2 separate regions of the Mus musculus genome follow, and region 2 is linked to region 1. The links are chromatin loops, found by intact Hi-C in ENCODE. Cell type or tissue: gastrocnemius. All regions are shown on one strand.

Region 1 (8,000 bases):
CTCATAACCTGAGGTCTATCTTCAGAACCCACAGAAAGCTGGAAGGAGAGAAAAATTGTCCACAAATTGTCCTCTGACTTCTACACTCATCTGACCATGCATGCACATACACCACACACACACACACACACACACACACACACACACACACACACACACACACCTGGAATGCATGCATGCCTATGCATGTATACATATACAACACACACACATTCACACTTGAATAAGAAAATTTTTCAGGGGCTGGAGAGATGGCTCAGTGGTTAAGAACACTGACTGTTCTTCCTAAGGTCCTGAGTTCAAATCCCAGCAACCACATAGTGGCTCATAACCATCCATAATGAGATCTTATGCCCTCTTCTGGTGTGTCTGAAGACAGCTACAGTGTCTTACAATAAATAAATCTTAAAAAAAAAAAAAAAAAGAAAAAGAAAGAAAGAAAAGAAAAGAAAAATTTTCAGAAATTTAGAAAAGAAAATAAGTTGTAATGATTTCTTTTTATATTCTTTAAACTTTTATGGGTTGGTGAGATGGCACAGCAGTTAAAGGTGCTTCCTACAGCAGCTACTGCCTTAGAACTGACATACTAAAAAACGAGAATGCCAACTCCTGCAACAAACAACAGCTCTCTTCCCCATCTCTGTCCCCTATCTTTGTCTCTTTCTCTGTCTCCGTCTCTCTCCTCTCCTCTCAATCTGTGTGTATGTGTGAATATGTGTCCATCTTTGTCTCTTGCATGTGAGCTCATACACACACAACATTTGCCTTTATTTAACCAACCTTGTGTAGAAAAATCAGTATAATAATTAAATTAGATACTGTTCTCTAAGTGTCAGGGTTTGCCATCTCTGTAATTGTTTGCTAACTTGAGTGTTAATCTGTGTTAAGTCATATTGTTTAAAAGGTAAATATTTTTAACTTGGGATGGTGATGAGAATTGAAAATCCAGGAATATAGATAATTCTCAGAAAGTAGTCCTAATGTTTCTGTTCCTTTTAGCTGGATTCATTACAAAAAGCTAAATGGTTATCAACACTCTGTGATGTGTTCAGATGAACTGGATTCAAAGCTCAGAATCTGCTGAAGACTACCTTTAATAACACGGGTGGTTTGTGCGGGGTTCATGATATGTGTCTGGAGCATTGAGTGGCTTCCCCAAGATAATGACACTTCATGCAGACCGTATTAAGTAATTAACTTGATTTTGTTTGGAACTTGGATGTTGTAAAAATGCACAGTGGGTGTGGTGTGTCTTGAGTCATCTTATTCTCATTTGGAGTTGATGGAAATGAAGTAAGGACCAAGTAAACGCCTTTTTTTCAGGTGCAAATCCGACCGTGGAACCTAAGTGACAGTGACTTTGTAATGGATGGCTCTCAGCCTTTGGACCCCAGAAAAACTATCTTTGTTGGGGGAGTTCCACGACCCCTTCGAGCTGGTGAGTGGAAATAGAAACAGCACAGCAAAAGCGCTGAGTCCCCAATGCCTTAGCTCTGGCTCTCCAGTCAGCCACCCTCAGCCTCAAAGGGAAGCCTGCCATGGCAGTTCACTGAGCGACGGCCTAATGGTTGAGAATCTCCCCCAAATGCTGTGTATCCTTGTGGTGTGGGAGTCGATTTCATTAAACCATTCTGTGGAAAGGGTGAGGTCTATTTAGTTCTTTCCTTTATACCCACATGTTTAAAATAATAATATCTGGCAGTGTGCACGCTCATGCCACTTAGTGTTGTTTCAGACGACAGGCACCCTGTCAGAAGTCTGCCCATGTGTCTGGGTGCCTAGGCAATCAGAAGCCAAGCTGTGGCTGGGGACTGTGCCTGGGAATCAACTTCTGCCTCTAAGCCTTCCCAGCCAGGTGGGATCTGACTAGTTCTTATGAGTTCCAGAAATGAATGATAATTTTTTAATCATGATTTTGGAGAAGCTCTTGTTTTGTGGTGGGTGTTTGGTGTAGTACTGGGGATTGAACCCATGACTTGACACAACTAGACAAGTGTTCATATCCTCAGCCCACCTTCCGCATTTATTCTGACAGCCTCACAGAGTTGCCAGGCTGGCCTGGACTCACTGTGTAGACCAGGCAGGCCTTGGAATCCTCCTTCCCCAAACTTTCAAGTGGCTGAGATTGCAGGCCTGTACCACCTGGCCCAACCTCTGCTGCTGCTGCTGTTTTGTTTCCAAGGATAAAACAGTTGTGCTGCTGAGGGCAAGCTGAGTCCTAATGAACTAGAGACTTGAGGGGGTATTGAACCGATGCTTCACTGTTTAAACCTGGAGACAAGTCATGAGCAGTGACACATGCCTGTCAGCCACGCACTCTGGAGTCTGACACAAGATGCTTTTTAAACCTGACTCTTGCCTGAGCTACCACTTACTGAGTGAATACAAAGCCAGCCTGAGCTACACAGAAAACGCTGAAGAATTCTCAACATTATTTGAATTCTAACTCCAGTCTACACATTAAAAACAAACAAAACTTTACAACTCTATAAAGGTATCTTCCTAAATTTGATGCTCACACTTGTAACTCTAGCACTGAGAGATTGAAGCAGGGAGAGTTTGAGTTTTGGGCTAAACCGAATGGGATACAATCATAATTCTATTCTGAGGAACTTTTAAAATATTTTGATTATGGTAATTTTACATTATTTCTAAAAGTCAGAGATTTTGGGGTCTGCTTTTTCTTCTAATGAAAAACTATTCCAAAAGAAAGAAAGCAAAGCAGTGAGAGCCCTCTTCCTTAGCCAACACCACTTGGTAAAATCTAGGAAGGGCCACCTCACTGGGAACAAGGAGGCTGAAACATGACGCAGCCTTTTGATCTGAGTTAGATGGGTGTTTGCACAAAGAGGTGACGTGAACAGGTGGGTGCCAAGAAGCACTCGCATCCCTTGTGACTGTCGCTGTGCGAGGCTGGAGAAGGACAGGAACCCTCACTGATATCTTTCACTGCACATGGATTTTACAGTTGGACAGTCACTGCTGTACACTGCAGTGACTACAATGCAGTGGAAGTTGTTTTAAGGTTTGACCCCTGCACTCTTTCTACATGAGAATCTTTAAAAGTCCTGAAACTGGACATGGAGACACACACCTGGAACCCTAATCAGAAGACGGTGGGCCTCCAGAGTTCCAGGCCAACTTGTCTCAGTGAAGCTGTCTAAAAACAATGCCCCACAATCATAAAAAGTACCACTAGCTTTTAACTAGTCAGGCCTTGTCTTTAAGTCACTAGAAGCGCAGCTTATAAGCTACATTGTACCCAGTGTTAAATATCAGCAGGATGCTGCAAGCTCTAGGATCAGGCAAGAATGACATCTCTGCAATCCCTGTGTTTGGAAGAAGGCAGGAGGAGCAAGAGCTCAGTATTATCCTTAGCTGCATAGTAAGCTCAAACAAGCCTTCTCGGAGTGCAGGGCGGGGGAAGTATTTTAAAAAGAATTATATCCAGGTATCTAATCAGAAATAAGATTTGTGTTCTTTGCCTAGAGAATATACCTATAATTAGGATTGAATTTCTTTTCTTTTTTCTTGGATTTCTTTTCTTTTTTAAGTTAGCTATTTTTGTCTTAATTGGTTTGTTTTGGTGGCTATATAACAGAGATCTAGTCACTCGGTCTTCTGGAAGTGTCCCTCAGCACACTTGACAGTACTTCTAGAGGGCAGCTGGTAGCTAGGTGGATAGGAAGCCCACTGTTTAATAGATAAGCCAGGGTGTGCCATCCTGAACTGAGTGAGTATCTCACTGTTGTGTTAAACAGGAAATTTTATATAGGAAACCAAAGTTTTCAGAGCAGAACACAAGAGACATATTGACAGTCGAAGACTGAGTCATATATATTCTTTAAGATTTTGAAATTTGGTCTTGAAATATTGGACTTTTTAAAAGGTTTGTTGTTTGTTTATTTGTTTATTGTGCCTGCCAGAGTTTTTGAGCAGCACATGCTCACGGGTGCCTGTGGGGGCCGAGGGCCGAGCTGGAGGCACAGGTGCTTCAGTCATGTGACATGGATGCTGGGAAAGCAGACCCGGGTCCTCTGCACAAGCAGTCAGTGCTCCTAACCCCAAGCCACTCTCCAGGCGATGAGTGCTTTCTTTACAAAGTATTCTAAAGTCCTTCCCTGGGCCTCACTCAGTAGGTCAGGCTTTGGCTGTTGGGATAAATTTCACTTTATCCTTGGCCGAAACCTGTCCTTTAACACGTCAGAGTGATTGGAATGCCCCACCTACACTATTCCTTTAGCTCCTTTGAGGTTCTTGTTTGCTTTACTTTTGACATTGTGAGATAGGGACTGTGATCACTGATCGGTTTCCTAAAGTTAGCCTGTATCCATCCTAATAGAAAGTCCTCTAAGAAGCAAGTACTGTCCTGAATGGGCTGAGGGTATCCATCTAATTAAATATTCCTACTCTTTGACAAAATCTTTTTATCTTTTTAAAATTTTATTTATTTTTTAATTTATTTATTTATTTTGAGACAGTTCTTACTCTGGTGACTGTGTGTCACCAAACTCATAATCCTCCTGCCAGGTGTGAACCGTCATACCCAGGTCAGGTTGGTAAGGGAAGTCACAGGCCTATCGAAACTAACCTGAGCATGGAGAAACCCAATGAAGAGCATATCTGGATGAGATTTCTCATCCATCAGTTGTAGGTAGAGGTCAGTGCACATCACTCTCATCTCTTGCCCCCTTTCTATTACTCCTATGAGTAACAGCAGCAAGCTAAGAGTGACTGCTCCAAATCTGGTGTTTCTTAGATCTGGATGCCTTTCACCTTGAGGGGGAAGAAAGCTGTAGGTAGATCCATCCTGCCCCCATGTGGCTAAAGTTTGCATATTCTTTAGAGTCTACAAAAGAACTAAGCAGTTTGCTTTTCTGCTGGCTACAGAGACAACCATATGCTGACCTTTGGCCATGTGATAGGAGTAACATCTTTTCCTGAATGCCCATTCAGGAAAAGCCCTACGGCATTAGGACATCTCATCTCCAGTACACACACGCCTGCACACCTCTTCACTCAGACAGTAAGTCAGTGTCAGGCTGAGGGTTGTGAAGGGACCAAGTGGAGGAGACTGAACCATCTCGCTCCCCAATGCTCTCGACTTCATTCGCATGTGCGCTTCTTTCATTCCGTCTTCTTGATTTAGGTGTCTGATTTGGGGACCACTAAAGTAACTAAGCTTTGGAATCTCTTCTTTCAAACCATGCTCTTCACTTGATGACTTCTTCCAGCATTGATCAGACTTGGCCTTGCAGAGCGGCGGCGTCTGGAGAGGCTGCTGCCTTGAGCTCCAAGAGCCTTTTATGGTGTCTCTATTACGGCGTCTCTATTATGGCTTCTTTGTTCTTCGTTGACTATTGCTCTGACCATTCTCCCCTTTCCTTTCTTTTTCACCCTGCTAATAGTCCATGGCAGATCTTGAAGTTTTCTTCTCCCTACCCCCAATGCCGTATGATGGCTTCTATGTCCAGATAAATGCTGGAGAGAGTCTACATCTCAATGTGTCTCACGTTCATGTGGTGCAGACATTCTGCACAAATGTTCTGGCAGTTCACCTGAGCTGGGGATGGCATCGCATTCTGACTTGTCACCATATCCCTTTCTGTTCTGTGAGGTGGTAGATGACCAAAAGTGCTGAATATCAAGTTTCTCAGCAGTAGACGTTTCTCATCCAGTCCCAAGTTCAGTCTGAAGTGACCAAATAAACTCCAGGTTTGAAGTGCTTGTAAAGCCAAGGACTTTGTAATGCTGGTATGTGTTCCACCTCTTCTTCCCAAACAAACCTTTTGTCTACAGATCCTGTCAGACATTGTCATATCCACTACAGACTGAGCCAGCAGAAAGCCAAAGTTAGGCTAGGATGAACTGATGTTTATAGAGCAGAGAGGAAGCCAGCTTAATTCAAAGCAAAGATTTACAAGCAGGGAGGAAACAAAACGAAGCAGTCAGGTGTCACTGTGTTCTCAGCTGTGTGCTTGGAGCCGGCTCATTCACCATTCACATTTATGATGACCTTGAGAGGCTATAAGCAGTAGACTTGGCATTTTAGAAAGTAGGAGCCATTATTCAAGTAGCGTGTCAAGTCTTTCTTGTTTCTGTGCTTCAGCTCCAGGCTTTCTGTGCTGATGAAAACTGTTTTATCCAGGGAAGATCTGGGAGGGCGGCTAGTTAAAGGAGCAATTTGGCACCAGTTTGATTTAGTGAAATTAAAGTTCCCTTTCTGACTGAGTGCTTCAATGCCATCCATCTAAAAATGTTTTGGGGTTCATCTGACAGAGTAAAGGTCTGAACATGCCTCCTCTTGACCCCTCGTGAACTAGCATAAAGATTATGGGAAGCCCAGAATGTTCATGCTCCTTCCTTCCAGAAGCCAGGATTGCCTTGTCGTCCTGAGGGGCTTCATGCCTTGTTCCTGCCCGTTTTATGTGTTATCTCCAAAGAGAAAAAGTGGACTTCCGGGTCACGGGGATCCTCATTCCTCTGCCGCCCTACTTGGTTCTCGGTGTTCCAGTCTTAGACACTGCCCTTCAGGCTGGCTTTGAACAGCAACTAAACACGAGGAACAGAACCCCAAGGCAGATGGGAGTGGGGAGAATCAGCAAGACTTCCTTTCTGGTGAACTAAAGGTTTTTTCTTATCTCTAAAGAATCAGGAGCCGATCCAGGGAACCATGATGGGTTCAGATTCAACTTCAGAAGTATAGTCACCACAAAATGGAGTTCATGAGAACTGTATGCTTCCCACAGCTACATTACTCTTGCTTCCCTCTCTGGTGTGTGACACAATGAAGCTCAGTGGGAGCCATCACGGGAACAGGGCTCACGGTACTCTTGCTGCTACTATGGAAGCTGACCATGAAGTGATATGAGCATATGGTCTAAAATGCAGTATGCCCTCACACACATCTATGAATCCTGCCGGCTTCTCACTTTTCTGGTGACCAGGCAGACTCTGAGAACACTGGGAGTGGTCAGAAGTGGTTTGAGGCACTTCCTTGTAGACTCTTCCCTGTTGCCTACATAACCGCCATGTAGACGCCACACTCTGTATGCTCGGTTCTTGAGCCCACATCTTCCTTAGGTTAATGTTTCTTACTGTCCTCCAGGGAATTATCCTATCCACTCTACTGAAGGAGGTTCAGGCTGAGGATTCACTCTCATAGGCTTACTCAATAGGACATACCCTTGGTTGAAGACTCAGTTTTCACGGCAAGGTTATGGTTCGTTTGTGCAGACCCAGATGAAGGAATCCATGAAGGTTTAGTTGTCTGTCTAAACAATTACTGATTGTCTTGCTTTCCTTTCTCCCTTCCAGAAAGTCAGAACGGTAGCCTGTCTTTTCACCCTTGCTTTCCTCTCGTCAGAAGGAAGGGGCATTTGCAGGACTCTCCTGTGTTCATGAACGATACTCGATGTAGAGAAACTTCTAAGCCTAGCCTCTAAAGTAATTGTATGTCGCAACATTTCTGGTAAACTTACATCCTCTATTTAAAAAAAGAAAAGGAAAACTTGGGGCTGGAGGGATAGTTCAGCGAGCACTTAAGAACATTTGCTGTTCAATCATGAGGACAGAGTTCAAGTCCCAGCACCCACACTGGGTGGCTCACAGGTGCCTAGCACTTCCAGATCCAAGAGTTTCAACACCTTCGTCTAGTCTCTGCAACACATACAAATAAAAATAAATACTAAAAATGGGGAACTCACAGAATGGAGATTTGTAGAACTTAAGAGAAGTGTATTATTCTGCTTCTGTTAGTCACCCATCCAGTACAGGATGGATTTAAGTTTCTCTTTCTGCTTTCTTTTAGTATTAAAATTATTGAAAAGGGATTACTTACTGAAAAGGTGACTGCTGTTGAATATTGGAAACCCTGGTTAGTAGTTAAGGGGTATCACTTTAGGTTTTAAGCACAGTATGAGTTCAGGAAGACTTGTGAGTTGAGTAGACGGCCCATTGTAAACAGTTGTTTGCTTTTTATTGTTTACTTTTCTTCAAAG
Region 2 (8,000 bases), 120 kb before region 1:
CCACTTTTGAAGCCTGCTTGATTTACACAACCAGTTTCCAGACAGCCAGGGGTGCATACATAGGGAGGCCCCATCTCCATCCATCGGTTGTGGTACATAAGGTGTCCAGCATTGGTGATTAAAACGGATTTTTGTCTTCAAGGTCAGTAGTACATTTAGTATTAAGGTATACTTAAAGATTCTGTATTAAAAGTGTTTCCTTTAGGCAGGTGTGGCAGTACATATCTATAATCCCAGCTTTTAGGAGGTCGAGGCTGGAGGATCCAGATTAGCCTAGTGTATGTAGTCTTGTCTTGTCTGCTGTGCCAGGAAAGCAGCAGGGATGGGGGCTTTAAGTGTTTTCATTCCCTAGTAGTTCTCCATCTATTCTTTTTCTTCCACACCCTGATCTCTTTCTCTCGGCTAGGGTTCCTATTGCTGGCTACCCAGGCATTACCATCATAATACCATTTAAGGTAGCTCTGCTGGATCTATTTATTCCGAGTCTTACAATCTACTTTCTCTTTTAGCCTTGCTTCCTAAATCAAGTTGACAATCCAGTTTATTTTTCCTTCTTTTATTTCAACAACTCCTGATTTATGTTGGTTAGGAAGCGATAATATAATCCGGGCACAAACTCTCCCCCTTGGAATCTGTATTTACGAGGCTTCCTCCTTTCCTGACTGAACGTGCTGAAGCCGGGCAGAGGCAGAGTACCGTGTGAAGGACTTCAGCCCCCACAGTTCTCTGTGTGCGCATGCCCACTCTTCTTACAGTTGTCAAAGTGCTTTTCCAGAGCGGTCACATAATCAACCCGAAAGAAGAAATAAATACTATTCATTTTTTTTTCAATTTTATCGATCTTTAAAAACTGGACACTTAAAGGTAACTGCTGCTATGAATTTGTTACTTGAAATTGGGCAATTGCATGTAAAAGCCGGTCTATTGTGTGCGGTGGGGGAGGGGAAACAGGAATCTATTTCTCAGACTTTGCTATATATAAGCAAAGAAAAAAAAACCTCCAAATCAAATTATACAGGCAGTTATTTAAGGATGTTACATATTGACTTTGTAAATTTTATATTAGTCACTGACTTAGCTTTTGTTTAAAAGATCATATTAAAAGGTGGGTCTTGACCTTGACCGAGTGAATTTAATACAGAAAGTTAAATTTGTATTATTTTTAAAGAGCATTCTGAAAAACATGGAGTGTTTTGTTAGAATATTTTGAGAATTTAATGTTATAGTGTTACTATTAATTAAAGCCATTATAAAATATTCTAAGCCTAGGTTACTTTTTGGCTTGGGGTTTTAATGCAGTTTAAGCTAAAGGCATTAACAAAAGTGTTGACTACAAGCAATGAGAATAGCTGGGTGATACTAAAATTATAATCCAGTACATATTTCAGCCATGATGATAAAGCTATTGTAAAGAAAGTTCTAGCTTATCAAAGCACTCAAATTCCAGAGGTACAATGGTCTACTGCAGCACCGTAAGGAGGAGGTAGGAGATGACTCTGTGACCACCCTCTTTGGCAGGGATGGAACTTCGTGCTGTCTGACTCCAAGGTCCACTCTCCTCTCTGTGCTCTATTTATAACACTAATCAAAGCCATTGTTCCAGATAGAGGGAACTGAGGAAAAGAAAAGCAATCTGAAGCAGGCTTTATTGATAGTAGCAGGCAATCCCTGGTGCATGCTCTATTATACTGGGCTGGGTTTTTTTTTTTTTTTTTTTTTTTTTTTTTAGGAGAGGGGAAGAGAGGAATAAAAAGGAAAGTAAGGCGGCTGAGAGAAGTGGTGTTTCCTGAAGCTCACTATGCTCTTCGTATATAAAACTTTGAAAGATGGTATCTGTTAAGTACTTTAATCATAGCTTTAATAAAAAAAGAACTGTGAATCCAACTTCTTGTCTGTTATCCTTTGTGTAATAGTTAAGAGCGATACCACCTCCATTTTAAGAGTTGTTATTTTGAATAGTCCAAAGGCAGAACTGTTGTGTGTGTGTCTGAATGCCCTTTACAAATGTCCCAAGGAAGATGCTTCTCCAGTATATGAGTTAATTAACTATATTAAATATATTAATAACTTTATTGCAATTATACTGAATCATCATCTAAAAATAATTATATGTTTGGTCATAGCTCCTTTAAAATTTCAAAATATTTGTTTGCAAGGTCTCAGCCCTGTAATATTCAGATATTTAAAGCAATTAAACATATTCTGAGACAAGCTCATTCAATGATAACTACATGCATGGAAATCTCTTGGTTTTGAATGATTACTGTTTTCACCCTTGAGTAAGAAAACAGGTTGTATGACATAGGTGAATATAGCCCTGCTATGTGAAGTGGAAAATACCATACACTCCTTATATGGCTAAATGAAGCAGTGAGGGTAATGCACTATAATTACAATGTATGAGAATTTGGGACTTTGTACTCCTCTATTTTTAACAGTTGCTAGCATATGGTAATTCAGGGTCGTCAAACCATAGTCTTTCATTGCTAATACTAGTGATAAAAGAATGGATTCTAAATTTGCCAGTCTTGTGACCGAGGCAGCAGCAGGAGGATTCAAAAATGAAAATCTGGCAACCCCAGAATTATCTTGACTGTCTACTTAAATCTCAGATGCATTTTTAAAGTCCCGCCCCCTCTCCATCTCACAGACTCCCTCCCCTCCCCTCCTCACTCCCCACCTTCCTCCCTCTGACCTCAAATCCAAGCAGAAGCATTTCTCCACTCTGCAGAGAATTTCTCAGGCTCCCGTAGAGACCTGAAATGCCAAGAAGCCAGTAAATCACTTGGGCGGCAGAACTGGAGAGGAGAAAATCGGAGAATAAGCAGAAAACCCACAATCCTTAGAGTAATAAGAAGCAAACACTTCTAAACGTTTCAGTAGGTTTTTTTCTTTTCTTTTACTTCTTTTCTTTTCTTTCTTTCTTTTTTTAAAGTCAGGTTTCTTATATACCAGGCTGGACTCGAACTGGCTAAATAGTTAAGCCTGACCTTGAATTTTTGATCCTTCTGCCTCTCCCTCAGAGTACTAGGATTTCAAGCATGCGCCACCACGCCCGGCGATTTTCATTTTTCTAAAAACTGAGGTTTCTTTTATATTAAAACGTCTCCTAACAAAATGGAGTAGCTGCCGCTACGGAGAGGCCAGAGAATGATTGTGCAGCTGAGTTCTTCCAACAAATGCCAAAGATTTTGTCTCTCGAGGTTCGCTGCAGCCAAATGAAACAATCATCCGAGGCAAGAAGGCAGTTTGCTAATCAAGAGGGCTAAGTCGGCTTAAAAAATGGTTTCTAAGTGCTCCAGCTGGGGAAGGGGGAAAGAGGGTCGTGTACCAAGTCTTTTTAACCTTGCTGAAGGACGCAGCACTATTTATTGACGTATGCAAATAACTGGGGGAGGGTGGTGCTTGGGAAAAAACAGGAACCAGAATCAGTTTCTCATTGCAGGGTGAACGCTCTGAGTTCCGGTGAAGGGAAAAGAGACGTGGCGAAATTGCTGTCTTTCTGTCTTATAAGCACATCTCTCACTAACACAGAAAAGGGGCCGAGACGTCAGAAAGGGTGAAGACGCTCTCACAGTATTTTTAGAGACCTTGCTCGATCCCTCCAGCTCCCCCCACCCCCCTCCCAGCCCGACTTGTTCTTCTAAATGCGAGATTATGGATTTGCATTGCAATTGGCTAGTGGCGGTGGCACTGGATTTTCGCAAGTAAAACACCCGCCCGCTTCAGTGAGGGGCATTCATGATCACACTGACAATAACGCATCTCTCTTTCTTCCCGTTTCAGCTGCGCAAACCATGCAGGATGATTTACTGATGGACAAAAGCAAAACCCAGCCCCAGTCTCAGCAGCAGCAGCGGCAGCAGCAGCAGCAGCAGCAACAGCTCCAGCCCGAGCCCGGCGCAGCTGAAGCCCCGTCCACGCCCCTCTCCTCAGAGATCCCCAAGCCCGAAGACAGTAGCGCAGTGCCGGCCCTCAGCCCCGCCTCGGCTCCGCCAGCCCCCAACGGCCCCGACAAGATGCAGATGGAGTCGCCGCTCCTGCCGGGCTTGAGTTTCCATCAGCCCCCTCAGCAGCCGCCGCCGCCGCAGGAGCCCACGGCGCCCGGAGCGTCGCTGTCGCCGTCCTTCGGCAGCACCTGGTCCACAGGCACTACAAACGCGGTGGAGGACAGCTTCTTCCAGGGGATCACCCCAGTCAACGGGACCATGCTCTTCCAAAACTTCCCGCACCACGTCAACCCGGTCTTCGGAGGCACCTTCTCGCCGCAGATCGGCCTGGCGCAGACCCAGCACCATCAGCAGCCTCCACCGCCCGCGCCGCAGCCGCCGCAGCCCGCGCAGCCCCCGCAGGCGCAGCCCTCGCAGCAACGCCGCTCGCCCGCCAGCCCCAGCCAGGCGCCCTATGCGCAGAGGAGCGCCGCTGCCTACGGCCACCAGCCCATCATGACCAGCAAGCCGTCCTCATCCTCGGCGGTCGCGGCTGCTGCGGCCGCGGCCGCTGCCTCTTCGGCCTCGTCCAGCTGGAACACGCACCAGAGCGTGAACGCCGCCTGGAGTGCTCCGTCCAACCCGTGGGGTGGCCTGCAGGCGGGCCGAGACCCTCGCCGCGCGGTCGGCGTGGGCGTGGGTGTAGGTGTGGGGGTACCCTCCCCGCTTAACCCCATCTCGCCGCTCAAAAAGCCCTTCTCCAGCAATGTGATCGCTCCACCCAAGTTCCCTCGTGCAGCCCCGCTCACCTCCAAGTCCTGGATGGAGGATAACGCTTTCCGGACCGATAATGGTAACAATCTGTTGCCTTTTCAGGTAAAGTCCCTGTGCTCTTGCACACTCCTTCTTCTCGCATGTTTCTCCCCTCTTCCTAGTTATTTTAATTGGTCCACTCGCTGTTATTTAGAAGGCACAGCAAATTCCAGCACCCTCCAAATCCTCTGGTTCACCGGGTCCATTCCATCCAATCTGGGTGGGGGTGGGGGCGAAGTTGAGTGGACATTGTGACTGCTTGAGGGTAGGAAAGGGCTTTTTTCCCCCAGTTCATTTCCTCCTTCACTGTGCTTGTGCTTTTTATTTTGGCCTTCTTTGACAAATTAAGCCGCAAGTGTATAGTCAGGTGCGGGAGTAGTCCCAGGAGGAGTAGGCTGAGATTCCTATCATTTTAAGTAGCTACACATTTTCAGGTTACGCAATACTAGGCTCAAGGTGCGGACCAAAAGCCATTCACGCCCAAATCACCCTGGTTTGTTAACAGCCTTTGAGTGGTGCTATTTCAAATAGTTGCCTATGCCCAACTAAACTAATGTGAACCCATGTGTTTATGTCTAAGGTGCTGGAATCATTAATAATCAGCATATTGCCCTGGCAGGAAAATTACGAGTGTGAGAATCCAATGAATACCCGGAACTATAAGGGATCGAAGTGGAAAGAGTGGAAATTTTAGGGAGAACTAGTCCCATGTTACTTAAAAGAAGGTTTAAAAAAAATTTTTCCCCCAGAGGAGAGAGACAATAGGACACGACCTTCAGAGCCATATTGCAATGGAGTCTATTTGCTAACTAGCACTGAAATATTTAAAGCTGCAGTGTCCTTCACCAGTTGGGTTATTTAAGACAATGCAGATCAATTACACCATTTGAAACTGGGCAAAGTGAAAGTCTTGCAACTTTAATGAAAAATGAGTCTTGTCCCTCGGTATTAAATGCCAATGAAAAATCCAGGAAGTGCCCCGGACGAAAAGATTGAATGGACAAAGTGTCCTTGTTTCTGTTGCTTTTTCATGTGGTCTGTAGCCACAGCAGTAGACAGGATCCTGGGCCTTTGGATCAGAAAGGGGAACTGAGTGTGTGTGTTCATTGGGAACCTTTGCTGTCTAATAGGCACTTACCCTGGGCCTGTGAAGTGATTTGGCCATAAGCTTCCCTACAAGAGAAAGGCTGGGTGTGGTGGTTACAGCTTGTAGTTCACCACCAAGGCTGGACGATGAGATTGGGACTTCCAGCTCGGTCTGTGTTTCTTACAAGATCTTGTCTCAAAAAGGAAAGAAAAGGAATCCTTCGGCCCCCGCTGACAGACGCTAGCCTGGCAGTTTGACAGAGGTTGAAGGCTCTCAACCTGGCACAGATGGAGCCGTCAGTTTGCTGGTTTTTACCTTTCCGATGTTTGGGGGGTGGGTTGTATCATTTCGAAGGAAATGGGATTATTGAAAGGATGTCTCTGGGCTAGAGCCAGAATTTTTGTTTTGAACAGTTGAAGGAGACCCATGAAAGCTCTAAATTGTGTTTAGGAGAGTTTTGTTGTTTGGGTTTGGGTTTTTCTGGGTGGTGCTCAGGCTGGTACCTAGTTCCTGCTCATGTTGAACACACTCTTAGTCCTAAGTAGAGGCTGCAGTGAGCAAGGCTCTCACATGCTTTCAGAAGGGTCCTCCAGGAACAGGGCATTTGAATAGTAAGGCACAGTTTTAGATGAGCTCCTGCTGATTGCTGAGGATGACCTTCAACTCCCGAGCCTCCTGCCTCCACCTCCTGGGCTGCAGACTCCTGCTACCACTTTCATATCTTGCTTCTTTCCATTCTAAAGTTGATTTTCATGACTGGGATTAGTTCTGTAGGCAGAGGGAGGTGAGCAGGACAGGTTCTGCTGTAGTTGGTACTTGGAAGGAGGGGCTGCTGCCTTGACAGTTTCTCTTTTTATTCTGAGGCTTTCTATCCAAACCCATTCAGAAAAGATAATCCAAATTCCTTTTTAATGTTTAAAGGATTTGTGAATGTGTGTGTCTGTGTCTGTCTGTGTGTGTGTGTGTGTGTGTGTGTGTGTGTGAGAGAGAGAGAGAGAGAGAGAGAGATGGATGCCTGGTGCATGTTTGGTGATCAGAGGAAAACCTTATGGAATCCATTCTCTCCTTCACCTTTATGTGGGCTCTGGCATCAAACTCTGACTTTTTTAAGGCAAGGCTAGTATCATCTACATAGTGAAATCCAGGACAGCTAGGGCTGCACAGAGAAACCCTGTCTGAGAAAGCAAAACAAAACAAAACAAAACAGGAAAGAAAAAGAAAGTCCAGGGGGAGAGGAGGAAGAGAAGGAAGAAGTTGGAAAGAATATAATCCAAAATTTTGGAGAGGGGTCTGAGATATAGCTTTGTTGCTAAAGTGTTTGCCATAAAAACATATGTGGACTTGAATTTTGGTCTGAAGCATCCACATTAAAAAACCCTGAGTTTTCATAGAGGAAGACGATGCCACTGACCTCTGGCCTCTACATATGTTTGAAAATACACCCTCTCCCCTTCCCTCCCTCCCTCCCTCCCTCCCTCCCTCCCTCTTCACCAATCCCTTGTATGGAGCACCAGTAGCATGAGGATTGCTAGTGTTTCTCAACAAATCCTTTGCCAAATCCTTTGCCAATGATGCTTCTAAGGCAAAACATAATTGTACTTTGCACTTTTTTGTTGTTGTGATAGATGGAAATATTATTGAGTGGGCAAAATGATTGAATCATTTGATTAAAAGTAAACATTTTTTGTTTGGCTTCAAGAAAAATTATATGTACTCTGTGTCTCATTTCTATTTCTTATTTAAAACAGTTCTTTAGGGTCTTTTTTTTTTTAGATTTTTAAATTATTATTTATTTGTATTTGTCTGTGAGAGTATGTGCTGTGTATGTGCAGGTACCTGCCTAGGCCAGATGAGGGCATCTGATTCCCTAAAGCTGGAATTATGTTCAGTAACCTTCAGATGTGGGTGTTGGGAATTGAACCTGGATTCTGGAAGAATAGTAAGTGCTCTCACCCACTGCATCTCTCCAGTTAGACCTTTATGGCTTTTAAGTAGCATTGTACTGAGTGGTGCATACCTGTATTCAGTCAAAAGAGGTTGAGGCAGGAGGATACTTTGGCCAACATTGTGAAAAGTCTGGGTTATGTTATTGTTGTTGTGTTGTGTTTTGTTTTGTTTTTGAAACAGGGTCTCTCTGCATAGATATTCCTGGCTGTCCTTGAACTCAGTAC

Evidence for each region. Peaks named below come from ENCODE experiments on the same cell type or tissue, not always from the same donor. Only the 100,000 strongest peaks of a DNase experiment are listed, where the experiment ranks them.
Region 2: it touches region 1 in a loop (2.2-fold over the local background); 6 of 42 quality-filtered maps call a loop at or near these places.

The regions. Positions count from the first base shown.
Region 1 is chr19:37,047,698-37,055,697 of GRCm38, reverse strand. Cpeb3 (cytoplasmic polyadenylation element binding protein 3) reads left to right here. Exons shown (of 11, transcript NM_001290827.1): 9 at 1,324-1,438. Among named protein-coding and RNA genes, the nearest start is that of A330032B11Rik, 120 kb to the left of the region's middle. In gastrocnemius, a CTCF peak has its summit at 4,831 (motif pointing left); DNase peaks (open chromatin) are centred at 4,025 and 4,823; H3K27ac peaks cover 3,172 bases.
Region 2 is chr19:37,170,772-37,178,771 of GRCm38, reverse strand. Cpeb3 (cytoplasmic polyadenylation element binding protein 3) reads left to right here. Exons shown (of 11, transcript NM_001290827.1): 2 at 3,787-4,805. The coding sequence starts at 3,798. It overlaps A330032B11Rik (RIKEN cDNA A330032B11 gene), which reads right to left and starts at 4,929. Exons shown (of 3, transcript NR_045329.1): 1 at 4,739-4,929; 2 at 2,696-2,757. In gastrocnemius, a CTCF peak has its summit at 4,131; DNase peaks (open chromatin) are centred at 3,448, 3,994, 4,302, 6,025 and 5 more places; H3K4me3 peaks cover 6,725 bases; H3K27ac peaks cover 6,721 bases.